Regions from separate parts of the Homo sapiens genome. Here region 1 is linked to region 2. The links are chromatin contacts, found by Hi-C or POLR2A ChIA-PET in ENCODE. All regions are on one chromosome and are shown on one strand. The core of a region is the stretch at or near the end of the contact, and the rest is flanking DNA. Distances in the headings are between cores, read along the strand shown.

Evidence for each region. Hi-C counts contacts between places; a loop is a spot of excess contacts on that map. ChIA-PET counts read pairs that join two places held with the same protein, here RNA polymerase II (POLR2A). Pooled maps may share reads with other maps.
Region 1: a pooled map shows a loop between it and region 2 (9-fold over the local background). The contact joins the promoter of NDUFA10 here to the enhancer-like site in region 2. A Hi-C loop is called at or near these places in 7 of 50 pooled maps. POLR2A ChIA-PET finds 5 or more read pairs at or near these places in 3 of 52 experiments (AG04449, HepG2 and WTC11).

What each region holds. Positions count from the first base shown.
Region 1 is chr2:240,023,205-240,027,545 of GRCh38, reverse strand. NDUFA10 (NADH:ubiquinone oxidoreductase subunit A10) reads left to right here and starts at 2,204. Exons shown (of 10, transcript NM_004544.4): 1 at 2,204-2,319. The coding sequence starts at 2,245. RefSeq lists an enhancer at 1,380-2,209 and a silencer at 2,018-2,277.
Region 2 is chr2:240,230,059-240,234,436 of GRCh38, reverse strand. No RefSeq gene overlaps it. Among named protein-coding and RNA genes, the nearest start is that of OTOS, 92 kb to the right of the region's middle. RefSeq lists silencers at 674-723, 1,074-1,283 and an enhancer at 190-731. Within about 2 kb of position 1,341, at least 20 of the 41 ENCODE cell types and tissues checked have a DNase peak (open chromatin) inside an H3K27ac peak, as active enhancers do.

The sequences.
Region 1 (4,341 bases), core at 955-3,454, 210 kb after region 2:
CTAATATAGTGTGGACGTCAAAGCGACCTCCTAGAGAACATTCCTAGCTCTCAGAACGTTCTAGCTGGGGAGGGAAAACGGAAAAAGGGGGGCGAGAAGCGGAGGGACGGGGAAGTATATAGTAATACTTCCCTTGAACCAGTAAAACTGTAATGCCCAACCTGGTTTTTACTAACTGTTTTCAGACTCTCCCTTTTCCTTTAATCACCTAGCCCTGTTTCCACCTGAATTGACTCTCCCTTAGCTAAGAGAGCCAGACAGACTCCATCTTGGCTCTTTCACTGGCAGCCCCTTTCTCAAGGACTTAACTTGTGCAGGCTGACTCCCACCACATCCAAGAATGCAATTAACTGGTAAGATACTGTGGCAAGCTACATCCGCAGTTCCCAGGAATTTGTCCGATTGATAACGCCCAAAGCCCCGGGTCTATCATCTTGTAATAGTCTTAAAGCCCCTGCACCTTGAACTGTTTACTTTCCTGTAACCATTTACCCTTTTAACTTTTTGACTACTTTACTTCTGTAAAATTGTTTTAACTAGACCCCCCCCCCTTCCTAAACCAAGGTATAAAAGTTAATCAAGCCCCTTCCTCGGGGCTGAGAGAATTTTGAGCGTTAGCCGTCTCTCGGTCGCCAGCTAATAAAGGACTCTTAATTCGTCTCAAAGGTGGTGTTTTTCTAACTCGCTCAGGTACAACAAAACATCCACGCAAACAGGTTGTGAGAAGTTACGTCTGCGTGCTGTGATACCTAGAGGAACCACTACGAAAACTATACATAATGATATTTCCCAAGACATTATCAGTAAATCAAGATGGAATTCTAAAAAAATGTACTGTATCCATTGGAAGGCACAAAAAAAAAAAAAAAAAAAAAATGCAAAGGAAACAAGGCAAAAAACAGCAGACATGAACCCTAAAGCTTGTTAAATGGATTTCAGGTGCCCTCCAGGATCTAAAAACCAGACCCTCCTGCGTTGGGGACCGGGAATCCGTATTTTTGACAAAAAGCAATTCTTCAATTATAGAAACATCCATAGAACCGGCCGTAGTTTACACAGCTGCATTCCCACTGTTTTACAATCGCATGATCATTTCTGAAAAGTTGAAAACAAAGTTAAAGAATATTTAAGGGGTTAAGAACAAAAAGCCTGGGGAACACAAAAGATTATAAAAACCCTTCCCAACAGCAGGCATACTTGGAAGGAAACCTCACATGCAAGGCTCCTTCGTGGAGCCCAGAGCCCAGGTCCTGACGGGAGCACATTTTAAGAGATGGACTTGCCGGCGCGGTGGCTCACGCCTGTAATCCTAGCACTTTGGGAGGCCGAGGCGGGTGGATCACGAGGTCAGGAGATCGAGACCATCCTGGCTAACATGGTGAAACCCCGTCTCTACTAAAAATACAAAAAATTAGCCGGGTGTGGCGGCGGGCGCCTGTAGTCCCAGCTACTCGGGAGGCTGAGGCAGGAGAATGGCGTGAACCAGGGAGGCGGAGCTTGCAGTGAGCGCGATGGCGCCACCGCACTCCAGCCTGGGCGACAGAGCGGGACTCTGCCTCAAAAAAAAAAAAAAAAAAAAAAAAAAAAAAAAAAAAAAAAAGAGATGGACTTGGAGCGTGTGCTTTTGTTTTCTATGCTATTCAATGTGTTCACAGCAGGTCCCCTGGATGAGACCACTTAGCCTTCAGCTCCGGAGGCGACCCAGGCCGGCCTTGCCAGGTCCCTCTCCCTGACAGGCGCCCCGCGACAGGGGTCCCACCCCGTCCCTCCGCTCCTCGCCCCCTCTTTTTCCACTTTCCCTCCCCAGCGAGAACGTTCTGAGAGCTAGGAATGTTCTCTAGGAGGTCGCTTTGACGTCCACACCGCGCCTGGGGGATTCTGCGGGGAGCACAGGACCCTGGGACGAGACGCAGAAGTCGCTCCACGCCCTGGGCGGCCTCAGCTCCCGCGACACCGCAGCAACTCAGAACCCAGGCAGGGGCCGGGCAGCCAGCATGCTGCCCCCACGTTCACCTCCAACTCCCACCTCTCGGCCCTCGCCCCAACCCGCAGGACCCTGGCAGCGCACTGGCTGTCTCCGCGGAAGCCCCCGAGGGCCTCGGCGCGGCCCCGCCCCCTGGAAGGTTCCCGACAGGCGCCGCGGGCACCCCGGCCGTGACGTCACGGCAGCGCGCCGGCCGCGAGAGAGGGCCCCGTCGCGACCGCGTCCCCTTGGGTCCTTGATCCTGAGCTGACCGGGTAGCCATGGCCTTGCGGCTCCTGAAGCTGGCAGCGACGTCCGCGTCCGCCCGGGTCGTGGCGGCGGGCGCCCAGCGCGTGGTGAGCGGGCGGCGGGGTGGCAGGGTGGCGGGGTGGCAGGGTGGCGGGGTGGCGGGGTGGGGAGCAGTTCCACATCTCCCCCGGCCTCTGGCGGCGGCTCCCAGGTCGCTCTCCGGGTGGGTTTGGGGGACCCCTCCTGCCTCCGGAATTGTTTGGTCTTTGGTCGTGGACAGACCTCAGGGGGCCACGAGCTTCTCCAGGCCATTTTATCTCAGCTTTAAGCAAAACGCTGGAGCGCGGAGGTGATCAGGGCCCCGAGGCTGCCCTGATGCGGGAGGCCCGTGTGCAGGTGGCAGGCCGGGGGCACACGCGCTTGTCATTAGATAATTCACGTAGCAGCCCTGTCAAGAGCCGTTTAAAGGTCGGGCCCTGCTGGGTGCTTGGGTGATGCCATGTTGAGCAGACACGGAGTTCAGTGCTTGTGTCCGCTTCCTTTTGCCTTTACTCTGACTGACTACTCTCATTTCTTAGCATTTTGCCCCCACCTTCTTCAGTGAAATCGTTTCATACATTTGTAACACAGTTGGATTGCTTTGTCACATTCTGCCTTACATCTTGGGATCCTTCTACCTAATGCGTTTTTTAAAATGTGCATACATTGAGCGCATTCTTTGTGCTATAAGGTTCTATGGATTTTTTCTTTGTGCTATAAGGTTCTATAGGTTTTGACACGTGTGTAATAGCATGTCTCCACCATTATAGGTTCGTACAGAGTAGCTTCACTGCCTTAAAAAATTCCCCTCTGCTTTACCTATTAAACCCTTCTTTTTCTCCAACCCCTGACAACCACAGATCTCATTAACATTTCCATAGTTGCCTTTTCTGGAATGTCATATAATTAGAATCATACAATATATTGCCTTTTCAGACGCCTTGAATACTTGGAAATATCTATGTAAGATTCACTTATGTCTTCGTGGCTTGGTAACTCATTTCTTTTTAATCACTGAGTAATATCTCATTGCATGGATGTACTTCAATTCATTCAGCAATTGAAGGGCATCTTGGTTGCTTCAAGTTTTTGGCAATTATGAATAAAGCTGCTGTAATCGTGTACATGCAGATTTCTTTTTGGAAATACATTTTTATATCATTTGGGTAATACCTGGAAGAGCGATTACTCATGTAGTAAGACTAGTTTTCTAAGAAGCTGCCAAGCCATCTTCCAGAGTGACTGTGCCATTTGACTCCCACCAGAAGTGAAGGCTCTCCTTGTTGCTCTGCGTGCTCGCCAGCATGCGGGGCTGTCGGTTACTTTGGATTGCTATCCATTCTGATAGCTGCGTAGTGGTATCTTGTTTCAACTTTGGAATATCTCATGATATACAGTGTTCATCTTTTCATATACTTATTTGCTATCTGCGTTAATTTCATTTGCGAGAGGTGTTTACATCTTTTGCCCATTTTTAAATTGGGTTGTCTGCTTTGCCTTGTTTTGTAACTTGTTTCTTCCTTACTCTTCAGTTATCAAATCAAGATCGAAAAATATCTTGATATTTCATATTCTCCTGTTTTATTTAAATTTCACTATAAAGTATTTTAATATTTTTGTGTTTTTCTGAGTACTTAGTATTCCATAATATGGATATGCCTTAATTTTGTTTAACTATTCCTCCGTTGTTGGACATTTAAGGGTTTCTATTTGCATTTTTGGTGTTACATCATACTTCATTGAGCATCCTTATAGGTCAATCTTATGTATATACTCTTTGAATGGATTCCTAATGCTGTAGACCCAGCGTCCTCTAGGTTTCATTACCATTAGCAGTTTAGGATGGTACTCATTGTCTTGTCCTAACTCTGTAATCATTTTTTAAATTATTTCTCATTTTGACACATGAAAAACTAATGTTTCCTTGTTAATAGTCTTTTGTTTTTTTGTAGCAAGGTTGACCACTTTTTCATGTGGTTTTTGGCTATATTTTATAATTTTAAAATAAGCTGTGTGTTTTTATTCTTTGTTTTCTTATTGTTCTGTACAATTTCTGTATATAGTAAGGTTATTACCCCATCATATCTGTT
Region 2 (4,378 bases), core at 92-2,591:
GAGAGCATCACCAGCACACGTGGGCACCAAGCCTGGCACATGGGGAGCTCTGGTGCAGGCAGCACCTGCCACACTCTGCCCCAACCATGCCTGTGTGACCAGGGCACAACCAGAAGTAGCTGGGCAGGTGCCACCCAGAGTGCTGTGGACACAGTCACCGCTGGGCAGGCGCCCCAGGGTGGGTCCTAACCTTAGCCAGCAAGTGGGTGCCACAGGCCCAGGGAGAGCAACGCGGGGACAGCCCTCGTGTCAAAAAACCTGGGATGGTGTAAGACTCCGAATTGTTGTCCTGTCTGAAGAATGTTCCGTTATTTCTCACAACCTGTTTCCTCCCTGGCCACTGAACAGAGGTTTACTTTCCTTTAGGACTTGATCTGTGACCACAGTGCCCCGCTGTTAAGGTGACCAATGCAAACTGCAGAAGGGTGCCCCTTCCCCCCCAGAAACATCAGGTGCGTCCCAGGTCCTGCGGCACCCCCCGAGGAGGGAGGTGCTGAGGGCGGGGCTGCAGCCACGGAGTTGGAGGGGGGGACTGTGGGTGGGGCTGGAGGATCAGGGTGCTGTGGGCGGGGCCAGAGGAAAGAGGCACTGTGGATGGGGCGGGAGGGGCGAGGCACTGTGGGCAGGGCCGGAGGAGGGAGGTGCTGTGGGCGGGGTTGGAGGGGTAGATGCTGTGGGCAGGGTCGGAGGAGGGAGTGCTGTGGGAGGAGCTGGAGGGGGAGGCACTGTGGGTGGGCCAGAGGGGGGAGACACTGTGGGCGGGGTCAGAGGAGGGGGGTATTATGGGCAGGGCTGGAGGCGGGAGGTGCTGTGGGCGGGGTCTGAGGTGGAGGTGCTGTGGGTGGGGCTGGAGGGGGAGGTGTTGTGGGCAGGGCTGTGGGGAGGTGCTGTGGGGCTGTGGGCGGGGCTTGAGGGGAGAGCTGCAGCCGGGGAGGAGGGAGGTGCTGTGGGTGGGGTTGAAGTGGGGGAGGTGCTGTGGGCGGGGCCGGAGAAGGGAGGCGCCGTGGGTGGGGCTGGAGAGGGGAGGTGCTGTGGGCGGGGCTGGAGGTGGAGGTGCTGTGGGCGGGGCTGGACCAGAGAGGTGCTGTGGGCGGGGCCGCAGCCAGGCTTATGCTTCCCTGCTGCAGGGGTGCGCTGATGGGATGGGGGCGTCTCACCCCAGGTGGGGGAGGCCTGAGCTCGCATCATCCGGCTGCAGACCCCTGGGTGCCCCCTTGTGCCAGGTCCGTCAGGGGCACAGGCCCGGCAGCACGCTGACTGGGCGCCGGGCAGGCCCGGCCGGCAGGGAGGGCTCCAAAGGCTGATCCTGCCTGTATTTTAAGGCCTGAGTTTCAGAGCGGCCTCCGGGCCCTTTGCTGAGCTCCAGCGCCCCCTGGTGTCGGCGAGGCGGGTGAGGGAGACGCGCCTTTGGGTCTCGGGCCTGCCCTCCAGCAGCCCACACACACCCCAGGACCTGGAGGCCTCCACCAGCCCCACCCTGGGGAGGACATTGAGAACCTGGAACAAGGTCTATTTGGGTCTGAAATACAGAAATGTAAGAACGCTGGAGAAGCTGGGGTCTCCTCCGGGAGAAGCCAGGCCTCGGGAGCCCGCTGCTGGGAGCCCTGGGGGCAGAGCCGGCCGCAGAGCCTTCCGCACAGACCCGTCCTTCCTAGGAGGCTGGGAGCTGGCATTTTGGCTTTGGCTCAGAATTGCCCGCTGTGCCACGAGGGCGAAGTCCAGCCCAGCAGGGGGAGGGCTGCTGCCCAAAGAGAGGGACTGATGTGGTTCTCCTGGGCCTGCTAGTGTCGGATGCTCCTCCAGGGACTGTTCTCAAGGCCCAGGTGCATGTGGGGAAATCGGGCTGTCTGGAAGAAAGAGTGGAAGCCGCTCGCTAGAGACACGCCTCTGTGATTCTCCCAGAAAGTGTCCTGTCGGAGGCTCAGGACTTCCTAGTGAAGCAGCTAGGACAAGCTGGGCATATTGAAAGTCACGGGGACATAAACCTGCAGGCCTGGGTATGGCCATTGGGTATACGTTAAATTCTGTGGCACCCAGTCTAGTACAACAGCTTCCGTTTCAGGACAGACAAGGTCACCCTGTGGGACCACCCTTAGCTGGAGCACCAGTTCCCTTCGCAGCCTCCTGATGAGAAGTGATCTCTGAACAGAAGGTGCAGGGCAGAGCTGCGGGCGTGCAGGGCCCTTCTCCCAGTCTGTTCCCGTCGATTCCTTGCTGCTCACACTCAAGGGTCTGCGCCCAGCCTGAAGGCGCTGCCTGCCGCGGTCCCTCCTGGTCATCTGTCTTTGTAGATTTGCAGAACAACATAGCCTCACCTGTGGGAGAGGCTTCCCAAGCTTCACCTTCACTCAGCACTGTTGCGCAGTCCCCAGGCAGGTGGCACCTGAGAGAGGGTTCCAGGCTTGGCCACTGGAGGGTCCCAAAGGTGGCTGGTTCCTGGCCCCAACAAAGCCGACTCCCTGGGAGACAGATGAGTCCCTCCAGGGTGGTACTGTTGGTCTGTTTTGGTCAGTGACGTGCTCAGCTCCAGGGCCATGCCTGGCACAGGGAAGGTGCGTCTTCAGTACTGGGTGATGTTGGACGAACGCCTGCTTCCCTTTTTTTTTCAAACTGAGGTCTGCAACCCAGATGCCCTTGGCTACTTACTGACTGCTCCATCTGAGCAAGTGGCACAGTGCCACTCATCTGCATAGGTGAGCGGGGACTGGTGGGTCTGCTGCTGGCTGGACAGAATGTCTGGGAGGGGCTTTGAGCATCCTGACCACCTCTGCTCTCAATCAGGCTTGGAAGGCAGCGTGTAATTAGGTCACATGGAGCCTCCAAGGACCAGACACTGGGGAAACCATAGCTCTCTGTCTTGTGCGTTTCTGGGTGCCAAAGCCATTACCTCCTGCTTTTGGAGGTCCCGTTGCCAGTTGCCAGGGTGAGAGGCAGGATGGGTTCATGACTCATGGCATCGACATCCTCCGGCCTGTTAAATCTTTTTGTTGTTGTTGTTGTTTTTTGAGATAGAGTCTCGCTTTGTCGCCCAGGCTGGAGTGCAATGGCACGATCTCGGCTCACTGCAAGCTCCGCCTCCTGGGTTCATGCCATCCTCCTGCCTCAGCCTCCTGAGTAGCTGGGACTACAGGCACCTGCCACCAAGCCCGGCTAATTTTTTATATTTTTAGTAGAGACGAGGTTTCATCATGTTGGCCAGGATGGTCTCGATCTCCTGACCTTGTGATCCGCCCACCTTGGCCTCCCAAAGTGCTGGGATAACAGGTGTGAGCCACCGCGCCCGGCCCAGCCTGTTCAATCTTAATGCAGTTGGCAAACACCTGTTTTTAATTTCTGATTTTTAAGGGCCATTTCCCTGGAGTTCACTGTTAGGTATAATGTGGGGTGTTATGTTAAGGGATATTCATCATATTAAAACATAGTCTCTCTGCACCGTGACTTTTATTCTTCCAGTAAGTAGTAGGTGTCTATTTTTACTAAAAGCTTTTCTAGCGTCAGAGCCAGGGAGGTTTCCGTGGAGGTCCAGCCAACCCAGTTGGGGCCAGTTCCTTTGGTGGACACCCCTGCCCTTCCCCCTGGTGGAAGATCTGCTGACCCCTTAGCCAGTCCCTGGACCCCCAGCAGAGCTGGGCCTACTGCTTGGCTTCCTTCCATGCAGCCCTGGATGTCCCAGGGATGCAGTTTCGGTGGAAAACACACTGCCTTCCCTGCAGTTCATCCCCTGCTCCTGCTATACCGAAGCCCGTTTTTCACTCCACAGAATTCAGAATGGGGAAGACCTTCCCTGCCCCCAGGCCCCTTCCCTTCTTCACTTCTTCACAGTTGAATGAAGCCAGCTGTTTCCTTGCAGCTAGGGCCATCTGCTAAGACACACTTCCCCCTCCAATCTGTGTGTCACTTTCCCTCCTGAGACCCTGAGAGACATCCTGACCCTCCTAGTCTTCCTCTGTATCTGACTCCTCCTGTCATTCTGAAAGAGGGTGGTGCTCTCCCTGGGAACTCTCAGCACACCAGCCGGACCCCTCCGCTCCAGCAACACTCACTGTTCTGTCATTTCTGCTCTCCCTCCCTGGACCATCGCTGAGGCACCTCTCCCCTCTGCTGGGACCCCCAGCCTCGCTGTTCTCTGGCTGCGTCTTCTGACTGTTCCCTTCCACCATGGCTTTCTTGCAGCCCAGCCTCTTTCCCCATCGTCTTCAACACCCTTGCCAATTTTCCCCTCAAGTCCCCTGGGAACAGTCCATTCTTTATCATTCCAAATGTTTGTCTGAAAAAATATCCGACCCAACCATTGCAGTGGCATCCTGTTGTCATCCTTGCCATTAGCACTGGTACCTTTGAGACTGGTGACAAGCCACACCTCTACTGTCAGGTTGTC